Linked DNA regions of Homo sapiens: region 1 is linked to region 2. The links are chromatin loops, found by intact Hi-C in ENCODE. Cell type or tissue: heart right ventricle. All regions are shown on one strand.

Region 1 (8,000 bases), 250 kb before region 2:
CTGGCCTCCATGGTATTTTGGTGGGGGGTGTCACTCCTCACTAATGGATAGGGATGTGGGCTTTTGCTCCATTTCCTAGTCCCTCCCTTGCTGTCATTCTTCTTGCTCGGCAGTGTCGCCCTGAAGGAGACCCTTTGTTATGTTACTAACCTGATGTAGGCTTAGATACCAGAGCAGCAGTGTTAGAGGTTCCCAGGCTAAGGAAAGGACAGCAGCCACATTTCATGGGTTGTCCCAGGCAAAGAGGCCCCTCCCAATGAGGGAGCTCAGGAGCTTTAGCTCAAGGACTTTGGGACATCTACTTAGACTGCTTGGGGCCCTTTTGGCTTACGTTATGTTTATCAACTGAGAATCAGATAGGTGAATTGTTCTTCCCACTATTTAGAAATAAACAGCCCTATTTATTCCTTTATCTAACCCAGTGAAGCATGGCATGAACACCAACTCCAGGGAGCACTAGCCTCAGTCAGCCGTATCTGTACATTCATTCATTTTCTGAACTCACACAAAATATTTGCTGTTTTTTACCCAAGCTGAGGGAGCATGGCTAATCAAAGGAGTTCCCTGTTCCCTCAGTAAGGGCACACAGCTTCTGTGATGCAGTCTGGAGCATGTGCTGGGACATATGGAAGTGCCCATGCCTCGCACACCTGGCACGCTGGCTCCCGAGCACTGAACTGCCCAAGCCCTTCCCTGTCTGTCGGGCCCCTCTTCCTTGGAGCTTAGGACAAACCCATCTTTAGCCAATTCAAATATGGCATGATCACTGAGCCAGAATTCCTTCTCTCTTCTCCTGCAGCATTTGTTTTCTTCCTCTGCTATGACACTGATTTGGAATCTTGTCTTGACCCTTTTGGCCCCACCCACTGGATGCTGAGGTTACTGAGGTCAGGGATCGGATTCTCGGTGCCACATCTTTCTTATGTAAGACTCAATCCATGTCGTGTTGAGAGGAACAAATTGCAGTGGATTCAAGGATGAATGACTGAGACTATCAGACTATCAGCCAAGGTCACGAGCCACTTATTTTCTGAGAGGCAGTAAGTAGAATGTCAAGGTTACAACATGGACTCGAGTTCACATCCCAGCTCTGTTATTTACAGGCCGTGTGGGTTTGGGTCTAGAACTTAACTGCTCTGGGCCCCAGTTTCCTCACCTGTAAAGTTGGGGATAAGGTATCCATGTAGGAGCATTTTCAATGCATTTTCATTAGTCAATGAATCAAAGGACTCCTCGAATCCAACAGAGGAGTTAATGAGTTAAAATAGGAAAAGTGCCTAGAAGAGTATTTGGCACATGGTAAATAGAAATGTGAGCTGTGATTATTATTTCTTAGTGGGAGAACTCTGGAATATATTCTAGAAGTGCAAGTAATTTTTTTAAAAAAGTAACCCTTTCTGTGTCAACCAACAGTAGACAGTGACATTGTGTTGAAAACTTGGGGAAAAATCTGGCATTGTCTCTTACCGTGCCGACAGGCCCCTTATTCAGCAAATGTGAGCTCTCCCTACCCCATGACCACCCTGTGTTCACCACCTAGAACTAGCTCCACTTCTGGAACGTTAGGCCCAATCTCTTGCTCTCTCTGATCACATCATGTGTCTTCCTGACCCTTGCACTCCCAAATTCCTTAATTGCAGGTGCTCTTTGACCTCAGGGAGATCTCAGAGCCCTGATCCCCTCTTTACTCCCCTTCTGCCGGATCGACCCCAGACCCCTGGGCATCACAGCAGCTGTGCTCTTGGCACTTCCTCTGCACACTGCTTTGCCTTCTGTCTGGCACATGTGAGGCTGGTCCTCTCAGCTCAGAGTCAGTGCCTCACCAACAGTGTGGCCATACATGCTCAGGGGAGCAGGAGAGAACTTCTTCTTGGGCCAGCGCAGGACAAGAAACAGTTACTGGCCTTCCTAAGCCAGTGCTCTCCTCTCATCCAAGGGAGAAGAATGAAACTAACATTCATGGGAGTTTAACAAGAATGGTGGGCTGGGAACTCCCAGCTGTCTGTCCCGCCACATGCTCCTCTAAATTATGAGAAAGTCACTCCTCCCTGAAGCCTCTCTCACTGCCTGCAGCCCCGAGATAATGGCTTCCCTCTCCAAGCTTCCTATCCTCAGTTTCTGCTTCGGTGGGAGGGCGCACCACAGTCCCGCGTGTGTTCTTGCTGGGTGGCTACACATCTGTCTCTCCAGCCGGGCTCTGAGCCCTCCACGGTGAGTTATATTGTTTTATTCAGCATCCTAACTCTTGAACGTGAGTGTGGTGTCTTCCATATTGTATTGCTCAAACTTCAGCTGGTCTAAAGTATGCTTTTCTTTATATAATTGTTTCTGTGCATGTTAGACTTCTGAAAAGAAGATTTCAGAAATGAGGAACTGTTTTACATTTTGCAGAAATTCTCATTTGCTCACGTCACAACTGGGAGTTTATTGTGGGCTAATGGAGCTAAAGTTGAAAGACCTAGATTCAAGTAATCATTGAGCCTGTAATAAACTAGAGGGCCAGGAAGCCACTAGGCTAGGCCTCCTTTCCAAACACATCCAACAAGGCAGCAGGTTTGCTGGCCTTTTCTATGGCTCTGAGGCTTCCAGATGCCCAGGGCAGCTGCTTCTCATGCACATCCAGCTTAAATCTCAGTCACAGGACCCCTCTGTGATGTCATGCATCTGCAGGAACTGTGGACCCCAGACAACTCTCACTGGGAAATACCAGCAAAGCTCCCAATTTATCAATGGATTGCTCATGCTTGGCCTGCAAGTTAAGGCAGTCTGAGAGTCTGGCAGAACACATCTGTAATTCTGGGGTGTTACAAATCACAACTGAGAGCTCACAGCCCACACAATGCTATTGCAGGCTCACAGGAAAAAACAATCTTTTTCTATGCCTTATACGAGAATGAAGAACTTAAACCCATGTCTAAGTAGGAGGCCAGGCAAAACCTATACCAAATATGAGACTAATGCACCAGAGCATCACCTAATAATTCTAATATGTGCGTATCAATCTATTCACATCTTTCCGTTGAGCTGTGAGTGATTGTAAGAAAACTATCATTCTTTAGTTTCCTTATAATCATTAGATAGAGAGGCAAACTGGAAGATGGTATTGAAGAAGGCTCTAGGCCACTGTGGGAGGAAAATGGGGGCAAAGGAGAGAGGAAGGCCCATCAGGAAGCTCCAACAGCTCCTGGCTTCCTAGCTGTGGAAGGCACCACCCTGCAGCCTTGTCTCCTGCCACCTTGCCAGCTGTGGCTGCTGGTCTTTCTTCTCTGCTTTGCTCATGCAGTTTCTCCCTACCTTAGCTCTAGAGCTGTTGATGTTCCCAGTCACCCTGTAACATCCAACACAAATGCCATCTTCGCTGTGAAGTCTCTGCGTGGTCCTCCAGGCGGCTTTTATCTGCTCCCCACACAAGTTTATTTATGTCCCCATTATCACATTTGTCATCATCTGACACATATTCCAGTTAGTCATGTCCCTGTCTGTCTCCCTTACTGGGACTGGGAGCTCCTCTGAGGTAGGGTTGGGTCTTTTTCTATAGCCAGCACTTAGTCCAGTGACAAGAGGCCCTCCAGTGACAGAAGCACAGCCTGTCCCTGCAGGAAACAAGTAACTGTTCATAAGCTGGTGCCCTTCAGCTGACAGAATCCACAGGGAGCAGGTAACCAATGCTTCAGCCCAGACTCCTGTGGCTCCAAGTTACGTATCAGGGGAAAACATAATGAGAATAAGTATCTGCTCTGGAAACTTCCATTAGGTCTCTACAACTGGGAATTGAACCACCTCTGTTGATTTTCTGCTCAAAACTCCCACCTGGATTTTCACATCTTCCAAACACCATATTCTGGGATGGCTTAAATATAACAATCAGAGGCCAATCATCACAAAATAAGAGTGTTAAGTAATCACTCAGGGGAAGAGATCTCCCCAGCAAATACTCCTACCTCAAATGTCAAAGCAAAGCATGTCCATCTATGTTTAGCTGAACAGCATGTGCTGCAACCTGGCCTTCTAGCTCCAGGAGGGCTCTGGGAAAGGCAGACCACCAGGCATCTGTGCCATCTCAGCTCTGTACACACAGCTGTACCAACAGCATCATGAACAAAGTGCTGGCACTTCCTCCCAGACGCCATGTACATCATCCCTGCACATGGGTGCAAATCTACCCATCACACAAGTGTGGGGCTGGCCAGAAAACAGGACACAATGTCAGGGGAAAGCACAGTGGGGCAAAGGCAGGATTCCCAGAGATGGGGGCAGTGGTGTATGATGGCATCGTAACCACTAAGCACATTGTTTTTCAAAACCGTTGCTTTTCCAGACCATAGACATAGGGGAAGGCAGGCAAGGGTACAGCTTTAGGAAGGCTCACTCCCCCAGTGTAGGACTGGCTATGTGCTTCTGGGTGGTTCCAGAGAAACCAGATTCCATATTCTCAGGAAGAAATGAAAATGCTTGGAGGCTTTAAGATATCTAGGATGATTTCTTGGACCTCTGGGAGGTGGAGTGCTAGGGGGCAGAAAGGAGAGTATCTAGCTGCTCCTGAGCCTCTCGGCAGAGTCATGCATGCACAGGATATGGAAAGCACCCAGCACGGCATCCAGGCCCACTGCAGCCTTCCTTTTCTTTCTGCATAAAAACCAAGGTTTAAACAAATGGGTCTTGTCACATTCCAAATAAGGACACCTGGCATATTCCAGATCAAACGGCTTACTCTCTGTAGAAAACTCAGTATAGCCTGATGTGTCTCTTTTGGAGTTTTGCAGACACAAAGTTGCAATAAAAATATCCTGGAACTAGAAAAATTAAGCCAGTAACTGCATTTGAACATCTTGCTCTGGTAACCCACACATGCAATTTATGTTAAGGCTGTTTTCTCTGCCAGATTCAACTGCCTGGTTACTCTGAGTAATTCTCTTCTTGAATTTTGGGTACTCCCCAGCATATACTTACAGGGCAATGCCTCTGTCTCTTTCCCTCTCTCTTCCTTCCCTTAAAGCTATTTGATGATGTCAGCGCAGTGCCAGAGATACAACAACAAAGTGGGTTTAAAAAAGTTACAAACTGGCTAGAAGAAAACTGAAGTTCTTTGTGGATGCTCATTTAAAATCAGATGAATGCCCCGAAAAAGAGGCCACAACTAGGCTTTCGAAGGTGAAAATCAACAAAACGAGGTAAGGGGAGTTATTTAGAGAAAACCCACGTAAAAATTTGGAAACTTTCTTCTTCACACACAGGGCGTGTTCAACTGAAGACTGTCAAGTAGACAGTTAATCTTGAGGCTTTCCCCAACTAGTACTATGTTCGTTTCCTCCCTGCTCCATGGTACCCACCACTCGGCGAGGGAGGTAACTCAGTCCTTATGATTTTAGCCTCTGAGTTAGATAAACCTGGGTTCAAATCCTAGTGCTGGAGCTTATTAACTATGAGCCATTGGGTTAGTAATTTCATCTGTAAAATGTAGATAAGTAATTACTCACCTCACAGGGATGTGGTTAAGGTCAGTAATCTACGTAGTAAATGAATACAATCCCTAGCACATGCTAAATGCTCAATCAGTATTAGCCATTACTACTGTCATAATAGCACTTAAAAGGTGCCTCAGACTTGGAGAAGGGAGAACATAAACTCAGGATTCAGATTTCAGGGTTCAAATGGAAATTATTCTGCTCCTAGACTTGGGAAAGTTATTCAACCTCTCTGCTGCCTTAGTTTCCCTCATCTGTACAATGGGATGACAATAGCTACCTAATAGGATTCTCTAGAGAATTATAGGAGCTAATAAGCTAATATACGTCAAGTCCTAGACCCTTCTACCTCAAACCCCAACCAGGTGTCTCAGAAGAGGTGTCTGCTAAACTTATTATTTAGTCTTAATGAATGATGAGGCCTTAAAGTGTTATTTCTTCTTGGGGTGCTTGCATTTTAGTTGCATGTACATTGCAGGAATGGCTCTCTGAATCCAGATGGTGGCAAGGTGGTGCTGGGATGTATGTGTGTGTGGGGTCGGGTGGTGATGGGTATGGCAGAACAGAAACTGAGTGCGGTCATCTAGGTAGACCCCCTGGAAATCACACCCAGGAGGCAAGGGCTCTTGCCTGAGGCTGTCCACCTATCTTAGCCGGGAATTCAGTGGACCTCTCCAACACTTCATTTGGAGTTCACTGTCAGACAGTGCTCCTGCACATGGACTCCCTCTTGGGACAAAATCTGGCATGAGGTTAGACTCAGGGTTTCCCCGTTTGAAGTGCAGGGCTGGGAAGAAGATTTGATCCTGCACGCCGGCCTTATTCCCACTAGCAGGCGTTATCGCAGACAGCAGCGCCATTCACTCAGTCTCATGGCGCTGTGGAGATCTCAGCTGATTTAGCCTCAAATAAGCTTGTGAAGAGAATAACCATAGTCCATCTAGTGCTTACAGAGGGCAAGCACTCTGTACACACAGGACGTCATATATGTGACACTGTGGCAGCTGCAGACATACTACAAATCAGTCTCTGGTTTATTCCATCAGATCTGAAAATACTGAGAACCGTATTTTATGAAGCCATCATGGAAACCAGGTGGATTATCAGGGCTTCAAATTCTGAGCTATTGATAACCAATAAATAATTTAAATCAAAATATTTGGAAGAAGTGAAAAAAAAAAGTGATAAAGAGCTTCCAAACCACAGATACAGTGCCTTACAGTTTAGGAGAATTTCACTGCTAGTATTTTGAGGCATAAATGGAGTAAACATTTGCCTGGGATTCAGCTGGAATAAGAGAGTAAACTTGCTGATGGCTTGCTATGTCCTATAGAAATATCAACACATACAACTCCACTGGAGGCCCTCAGAACATCACAGGCTCAGAACACCCAGAGACCGGGACACTTCCACTAGCATCAGCCTGGCATAAGAGAAGCTGGACACCCCAACCCCTCAACTTGGCTCTGTGGAAGGTGAAGCCACATCAGGCTCCCACCTCCACCTCTGGCTGCTGGGCCTCTCTCTCCTGGCACTGGCAGACCCGGGGTGCCTTGCCTCAGTCTCTGCCATGCATCCTGCCCCGCTTTCTCTCCTTGCTTCCTAGATTCTTATTCCTCCTCCATTTCTCACATCTGCTTTTCATCACCCTGACACAGCCACATCCTGGGTCTCCATCAGCACTTGTGAATAGCAGCACTTGTGAATAGCAGCACTTGTGAATAGCAACTCTGGTGGCAGCTCCTCCCCATAAAGGAGATGGGCATGTGGCTGTCCCACAGCTCTAGTCTGTCCTGGCAATGAGTAACCAAGACAACCAGCTACGAAATAAAAACAGTCAATTATGGGGCTTCTGGGGATGGGAAAAGCATCTAGATTATTTTCTCCTTTAACTACACTCTGTACTTGCATGAAGAAGGAGGAATCCGTATACAAATTCTTAATGCTCATTTGCTCAGAGAGCTGCAGACCACTTGCAGTTTGGCTGCATAAGCATATTTTTCTGTCAAAGCCTTCCCCACCCCACCTGTCTCTTCCCAGATTAATTTATGACTGCCTGTCCCACAGGCATGGGTCAATAGATCATGATGATAACGATGTTTATTCCTTTGGGACTATCAGGTGCACTTGGCTGAGCAGTAATTCTCATTGAGGTCCTGGGGAAGTATTCTAAGGAGTGCTGATCTACTGTGTTTTGACCAAGAGAGTCATTTTAGAACACAGGAGTCACATGCTCCTCACACTTACGTGTTCTTCTGAAGCATACAGGATGTCCATTAGTCTCTGCACGAGGTCATCATTTTCCTGCCCGTGTTCTTGGCAGAGTAGCTCGATCTCTCTCAACTTCCCAAAGTAGAAATCCCTTTCCTTTTCCACGCCTTCAAGGGCAAGTTTTAATGAATGTACCTGCAAGGGAGTGAGAGTGAAGAAAAAAAACCACCCAAAATATAGTATAAGACATGACCAGCAATTCCTGTGAATAAAACCCAAAAGAGAGAGAGAGAGAGAAGCAGAAATAACCAATGTGTAAGTCTG
Region 2 (8,000 bases):
GATATCAGCAGTTAAGGAGGGTATTTTATCACATAGAAAGAAATGACTAAGAGAAGTGATTGTGAATTCGCATTACAGGTTATCAGAATTCAGTGTACAGTGGCCATGATTCCTCCTAAATAAGATGGTACTTACTTGAGAGGAGTGTGATAAAAGGATATTGCATTCAACCTTGCAAGCTGACCTGTGGGTGACAAAGGACACAAACGAGAAAGGTGACACGTCAAGTCTGTGATGCAGTCAAGCTGGTGAATTATTTGGCGGGAAGCCATGCACAAAGACACAGAGAGAGAGAGAGTCTATTGAGTGAGAGTAGCGTTCCAATCCATCCAACAACCGTATGCTCACAGAGCATTCAAGGAAAACCACTTTGACATCTCCTCCAGGGAGTATGTTTTGAGTGGAGATACACAGGCCTGTTATAGTCTCCCAGCTTCTTCCCTGTCCTTTTCTTGGAAGTCATGAGGCACGGAAAAGAAAGGAGAGGGAGAGGGAGCTTAAGATTTACCAGCGATGGTAAAAACTCCAGTTGAATCTTAAGTCATTAGTAGAAATTCCCTTCATTTTACTCATAGAAGGTTACATTTTTAATTCATTAAAATGAATAAAAATCTAATATTTTATATGGAATGGTGTAAGCCTGCCTCCCTTAAAGAAAAAAAAGAACCCCTAGAATTTCAGTTACTGCTGCCACTGAAATACAGAAGGTGACACGAGCTCAAAGAGGGAGGCCTAATAGACGCTTCTAATAGCATGAACCAGAACATTGGTTATTTAGTCACATTTTTCTTTCCTTCTACACAGCAGAGCCTAAGGAGATATGTGTAGGAATGCCATCCCTGAGGATTCCCAGAGACACCCTGGCAGTTTCATTCCAGGCTGATTTCCTTCTGTGGAGGAGCCATAGAAGGCGCAAGGAAAACTGCACTCTCCATGGGTTTGCAATCAGGCGAATTTGTTTCTGAAGCATGGGAGCACGGCTCTACATATAGAGTCACTTATGTTTTTCTTTTACCCTCTTTCTTTGGTATGGCTAGACCAACATTTTAGTTGCTTCTGAAATGTGGTCGTTAAACTGAAAAGGCAAATGGAACATTCCAAAGAGGCAAAACTTTGTTTTTATATTGCTGGGATGGAATTGGTGGGCTTCCGTTTCCCTCCTGCTACAATCTTCTTGGAAAAATATTTCAAGGCTTTATCTATAGACATATGAGAAATAGGAGATAATTTCTTCTCTCTGCTTCCCTTTTTTTTCAATAACAAAGTAAGACAGGGCACTGCTGCCCTAATAATATGCAGAAAGCCTGGGTATGGTGGCTTATGCCTATAATCCCAACACTTTGGGAGGCCGGGGTGGGAGGATCACTTGAGACCAGGAGTTCAATACCAGCTTGGACAACATGGTGAGACCCTGACTCCACAAAAAATAAAAACATTAGCCAGGCATGGTGGTGTGCACCTGTAGTCCCAGCTACAGGAGGCTGAGGTGGGAGGATAGCTTGTGCCCAGGAGTTAGAGGCTGCAGTGAGCTATGATTGGGCAACTGCACTCCAGCCTGGGCAACAGAATGAGACCCTGTCTCAAAAAGAAAAAAAAAAAGGAAAAAAGAAAAACAAAAGAATGTGCAGAAAACTTGTCTGGCCACTGGACAGAAAGTCTGACAGGATAAAATAACCATTGAGGCCCAGGTTCAACCAGGCAAACATCCCTGAAATACCAGAACCCCAAGTAAACGCCTGTGAATTAAAGGGAAAAGGAACATACCAGGAAGACAAACAAGGTAGTAGAACGACCTCCATGGGGAAATGCATGGCCTTTAGGATGAGTCGCTGGTTACATTTATTGCCAATTGTATATGTCATGTTCAGTGAATTTTCAGGTGGCTAACATACTCCAGTACATCTGAAAATCTGTCCGTCCATACCTTGATGAACACAGGCCTGCAGTTCCCCCAACATTTCTCCAGGAATTTTGCCATTCTCCTACTTACACTTGGCATGAGGTGGGCAATGAGGAAGACTGAGGGCAAATAATTCAAGGGAAGTGGTGGGTTTATGCTTATTCAATTTCCTCGTGCCCTGTTCTTTGTATCCATTTAAAAATAATTATGAGAAAAAGCATCTTTCTTAATGGGCCTGAAAGAGTCTGGACTGTTAGTTACCTTGTTTTTTTCCAATATAAGAAGGCTGTTTATCACTTTCTAGGGCAGAATTTAAAAGAATACATGGTGAGTGACAGCTATAAGAGTGGGTGCAGTGGCTCACGCCTGTAATCCTAGCACTTTGGGAGGCTGAGGTGGGTGGATCGCGAGGTCAGGAGTTCAAGACTGGCCTGGCCAATATGGTGAAGCCCCTTCTCTACTAAAAAATACAAAAATTAACTGGGCGTGGTGGTGCATGCCCGTAGTCCCAGCTACTCGGGAGGCTGAGGCAGGAGAATCACTTAAATCAGGGAGACGGAGGTTGCAGTGAGCCAAGATCACACCACTGCACTCCAGCCTAGGCAACAGAGTGAAATTCTGTCTTAAAAAAAAAAGAAGTATTTAAAATGTTTACTGTCTAAAAGACACGGATTAAGGAGTGAAATCAGTGTATTTTGAAAAGGGAGGGTGGAAGGAAGAAGGCTCTGATTCTGCAAGTCATGTCAAAGACCCAGCTACCAAGGGGTTGAGGCAGAAGAGGTGGGGTGGGGTGGGCCTGGATCCCTGTACCTGATAAGCTTCATCTTGCAGCTTCTGTTTCAGGTATTCCTCCATCTGGAGCTCATTCTCCAGCTGCCGGACAGAGTCATTTTCATAGTTTTCATCTTCAGGCTGCACATAGGGATCTGCATCCTCCGTAACCCTGAAAATAAACCACAGATGACATGTTAGAGCAAATCTTAAAAGAGAATTACAAGCGGGATTCATGTGTGAGCTGTAGTTTCGTTGGCACCTTTATTTCCCCTTAGTTCTCCAAGTCACTTTCATGTCTTCTTTAGTAATACCTAAAAAAAACTTGGAAACATTTTGGAGGTTTGAAGCGATATATGATCAAGGTATTTTCATACACAATTTTTTTATGGCAGTTGCGATCATTGGTCATTTATCTTTTCCTAGGGTTTACTGGAATGGGTTGGCCCTTTAAATGTTCTATAATTTAAAAAATGGCAAACATCTTTTGAGGGGATACAAAGTTTTCCCAATCTGAGGGCTCTTTTTATTCTTGTTTAAAATAGAACCCAAGATCACTTTCTGTGTGGAGAGTGAGCCCTCTAGTGAAATAATGCTTAAGGACATTTGGTTATAATTTAACCTCTTTTGTGTTACACATACGCACATACATGCACATACACATATGCATGCATACCACATTCATGCCTTATTTTTATAGAATTAAGTCTTAGAATATCAGCTAGTCAATGCCAGGAGGGCTACTAACCCATAACTCTTGACCTTAGCTCTAAATCTGAAAAAAAAAAAAAAAAAAAAAAAAAGCATTTTAATTATCCAATTCCACTATCAAATAAATAGATAAAAATGACCTCATTCCCTAATGTGGGACTCTGTCTCCATCTATTCATCCTAGACTATGCAAAGCTTTTCATGGGGCTGGACATAAACTCACTACCTAAATCATAGGACTAAAAGAGTCTCAGGGTAAAACACAAGTACATGTTTAGACAATAGAAATATTAAATTATTCCCTAAAATGAAATAAGTGGTCAAGAAGAAGTTTCTAGGTTGGAACTTAAATGTCGTTGTTTGCGTTTATTTATAGCTGTACAACATGTTCTGGTTATTTTTGGAGGTTTGGGGCCAGGCTAAATGGGTCTGCCCAGGACTCTGTTAACTTTCCTTCCCTAACTCCTGAGTCACATGTTGGTAGCTGGTACTGCTACTCAGCATACCAGGGCTAGCAGATTAGGGTGGCCTCAATAGTCTTGGATTTTAGAATTAGGACAAGGAAATTCTAGCTAACTGCCATATAAATGCTTAATAATAAAAAGTCAAATAGATATGAATTTACCAGACAAAACAGATGACAACTAATTCACCATTTTGAATAACAAATCCAACAATTCTAGAATACAGAAGAAAGGACAAGAAAGCAAACTATATTAAGCAGCAGCGTACTGCCATGTTAAGTCCCATGATAATGGTTTTGTTTTGATCCTACTCTCTGCTGCTTCATAGCTGACTCTCAGACCACACCTCTTGATAATTCTCCATGATTACTGATTGTTTATTCACTGCTTGGATGGAGAGCCAAACACCAGAAAGGCCTCTGTTTAGTTTCTTCTCTGAGTCTTTAAAATGGCCAGTTTATTTTTATAGACTAGTCTGAAGTACTTTTCATATTAAGCAACATCACCCTTCTGAAGTATTTTTAGCATTCAGAAACTCCCTCCCCCAGCTTTTGGGTCAGCCTTTGCCCACATTTCCCATAACTCCATGAACCATGGTCATTTAATGGGCCACTTTCTTCATTTCTTTTGTTTTTCTCCTTTTTCTCCCAAGTTGGGCTCTGCAGCTCTGTCCCAGCTTTGCCTTTGTTTCTCAGCTTTGGTTTTCTCTGTTGACTAATTTGAGCTGATCCAGGGTCACAGAAAGTCTAGTGGGGACGTTACTGATGCTGCTGGTTTCTGACAAGCTCCAGAACTGGGTGAAAACTTTTGCAAATAAGTCTTTGGAGGGTCAGATTCATACAAATTCAACAAGTCAACCAAACTGGATTTCTTTATAATGAGATTTTATACATGTACTTATTTCAATTCCAAATACTTATGTGATGTTGTTTACACCAATTCTGGACAGAGACCTCTCCAATGTCATGGTATCCTCTAAGTGCAAATACAATAAGTTCAGAAGATAGGATGATTTATCTCCTGAACTAGTCTGTGAGTCCTAAAAGGGTGGCAGCAGTTTTTTAATACTATTTTGTATAGCACTAGCAATGTGCCTTGGGCAAGGCAGGCTCTTGATAGGCACTGGTTGGTTTAGGTTATTGATAACTCTCTGGAAATTGTAAGAGGGGAAATATTACAATGCCGAATTTAAATGTAGCACCCTTCTATATCTCTGGCAGAACAGAAAACTATGTCACCCCTTCTGAAGGTTAAAAAAACCCTAAACAATTATGCTTTTACTTTCTTATTGTCTCCTACAGATTGTTTTGTTACTGAGAAAATGCTTCCAAGCGGAAGATACTCACATGTCGCCACGCATGGTACTTGTGGTAGCTCCACTGTGAATGTACCCAGGTTTTCGGGCATGGATTTGCGCTAGAAAAGCCTTTTCAGAGGTTGGTGAGGGAACAAGATCCTCAAACTGAGTCCGTGCAAATTCAGAATCCACATTACTCTCTGTTTCACTCCCAACCTCTAGCAGATACAATTGAAGAAATAAAGAATGACTCGTTAGATTTTTTTATGACCTGCAAATAAAGGAGTAGGCTTCACAAATCAACCTGTGCTGTGTAAAATGTTAACCAGTTATCATATTTTAATCAAATACATTTTTATTGTTTCAAAATAAGAATTGATATTGACATGAATTACTATAAAATCATTTGGTATACAGCATTTTTAAAATCTCAGAAATGTTATGAGGAATTTTTGCCATCTTAGTAACTGACTTAACTCTTTAAGACTTCTACTTTTTCCTTTCTGTAAGAGACTTAACTAAAATTGTTACTTTTGCTTAATATTACACTAATTTAAGAACTATGAGTTAAAACCTAATCCTAACCATAAAATATTCACCTAAAATGCTTAAAATATGAACTTAAAATATTAAGTGAACCCTATCACTTAATACTTTAAAGAATTATGAGTATAAACTAACAGTACTTAAGACTTCTACACCAAGAATAACTTTGTACTCATCATTTGCTAGGGCAGTGGTTACCTGCCATTAATCATGATGTATTAACTACTATCTTTTTATTCCGTTTGGTAATCTTAATCTAAATTAGCAGCAACAATTTTCAATTGAGAGGCTTTAAGAAAGCGAAGTCCAGGATTTTTTTAAAACTGAAGTTTTATTTCTTATAGTTGCAATCTCAGCTGTAAGACCATAGTCTTGCCAGACAAATCTCTTGGTAGGTCGGCCTTAAGGAATAGATGGAGATGTATTAGTGACTGGTAAGATATTTATTTGCATATTCATACTGCTAAAGTTTTGAACACTCTTTGTAGTATTAAAAGGATAAAAAGTCTCCTTAAATTTTATGCTATTTATTTCTGGGCAGATCTATCTTCAGAGACATTGCAAAGGTAAATTTCAGTTTGAAATTCAAATTTAAATGATCAGGCATTCCAAATTAATGAAACCTAAATAGATAAGGGCTGGGAATCCCAGCACTTCGGGAGGCTGAAGCAGGAGGACTGTTTGAGCCCAGGAGTTCAAGACCAGCCTGGGGAAAAAAGGCAAGACCCCATCTCAAAAAAAGATAAATAATACACTTGACCCTATAAAATAACCTTAGCATCATGTTGTTTTAGGTCACCATAGATGTTAACAGTGGCTGTCTTTGGATTCCAGAATTATAGGTCAGTTTGAATATTTTTCGTTGTTCTTCTCTGCCTTTTTCAAACTTTCTACATTGAGTATGTGTTAATAGTCTTTTAATAAGCAAAATATAAACATTACTTAAAAAATCTGAATAGGCCAGGCATAGTGGCTCACACACTTTGGGAGGCCGAGGCAGGAGGATCACTTGAGGCCAGGAGTTTGAGACCAGCCTAGGCAACATAGCAAAGACTCTGTCTCTATGAAAACAACAACAAAAAATTAGCCAGGCGTGCTGGCATGTGCCTGTAGTCTCAGCTACTAGGGAGGCTGAGGTAGGGGGATCACTTGAGCCCAAGTGTTTGACATACCAGTGAGCTATGATGGTGCCACTGTACTTCAGCCGGGCAACACAGAGACACCCTGTCTCAAAAAACCAAAAACAAACAAACAAAAAAAAAACCCCTCAAATCTGAATAGACCAACAAAATATCACATAGAGCTTTAAAGAATCTTTTGATATTAGACAATAAGCAGATCTCTAAGAGAGACCCCTAGCACTTATGGATCCCTCCATGATGAGCAGACAAATGAGAGGGAATCAGGAACTCACCAGAATTCAGCTCTTTCACAAGAGAGGACATAGTGTTAGTGATGGAATCTGCAGCCACTAGCAAGTCATTCCTTAAGTTTCTTCTTGAACCTTCAGGGAAGAAGAAATAATTTAAAAAACCAAAGCTTCCTTCTATCCTAAATTTTTATGTTGTTTATTTATCCTTCCCATTAATAACCTAAAGCAAGAAAACTTCTAAGACTTCTCCTTTTCAGAAGTGCTTTAGTTCATTTCCTGAAACAAGAACAACAACAACAACAAAACACTGCTTAGGGCAGTGGGTCCTGCAGTAAGAAGACATGGCTAATGATGGAGTTTCATATATTATTTGTCCATATGGGGACAATTTTGAAGGTGAAAGAGAGCAGTATGAATAAGGCTGGCTGACCTGGCAAAACTGGGATGGTTCCAGGTAAACCAGTGCGTGTGGTCACCCTTCTTAAGAATAATCCACACAGATGAAAAATCAGGTTTTCCAGGAGAGCTGCGCCTTCCTAGCTGCTATTATTTTTCTTGCCCTTACCTGGTGGCTGAGCCCTTTAGATTCTGGTCTCTACTAGGACATGCGCTGTCTCCTATCAGGGCTCTTGGAGCTCTTCCTGCCAGTGTAAGTACCACTTGGGAATGGGAAACCCACATGCACTGAATGCCCCCAGAGCGTGAGAAAGGGGTGAGGATTCTTGTTTCTTCTGCCAAGACATGGGCAGATGCATGTCTGGTACTATAAATTGGAACTTAGACTATGTTTCTTTATGGCAGAGAAAGATTATTATTTTGTTTCAGGCACACTAAGGGTTAATGGAATTTCATTCCGTCATTTTTCAGAAAGTAATACTAACTAAATAAAATAATAAATGTTTAAATTAAAAAAATCAGAGTAGTTAAGTAAAAACATTA

Evidence for each region. Peaks named below come from ENCODE experiments on the same cell type or tissue, not always from the same donor. Only the 100,000 strongest peaks of a DNase experiment are listed, where the experiment ranks them.
Region 1: a loop joins it to region 2, with 3 times the contacts of the local background. A loop is called at or near these places in 26 of 110 quality-filtered maps.

The regions. Positions count from the first base shown.
Region 1 is chr18:35,131,903-35,139,902 of GRCh38, reverse strand. MAPRE2 (microtubule associated protein RP/EB family member 2) reads right to left here. Exons shown (of 7, transcript NM_014268.4): 6 at 7,713-7,871. Among named protein-coding and RNA genes, the nearest start is that of MAPRE2, 94 kb to the right of the region's middle. RefSeq lists an enhancer at 103-1,098. In heart right ventricle, no CTCF peak of the experiment used is centred here; no DNase peak of the experiment used is centred here; H3K27ac peaks cover 3,857 bases.
Region 2 is chr18:34,876,912-34,884,911 of GRCh38, reverse strand. DTNA (dystrobrevin alpha) reads right to left here. Exons shown (of 23, transcript NM_001386795.1): 19 at 7,104-7,193; 20 at 5,193-5,361; 21 at 2,711-2,843; 22 at 136-184. The coding sequence ends at 167. Among named protein-coding and RNA genes, the nearest start is that of DTNA-AS1, 110 kb to the right of the region's middle. In heart right ventricle, a CTCF peak has its summit at 3,259; no DNase peak of the experiment used is centred here; H3K27ac peaks cover 3,834 bases.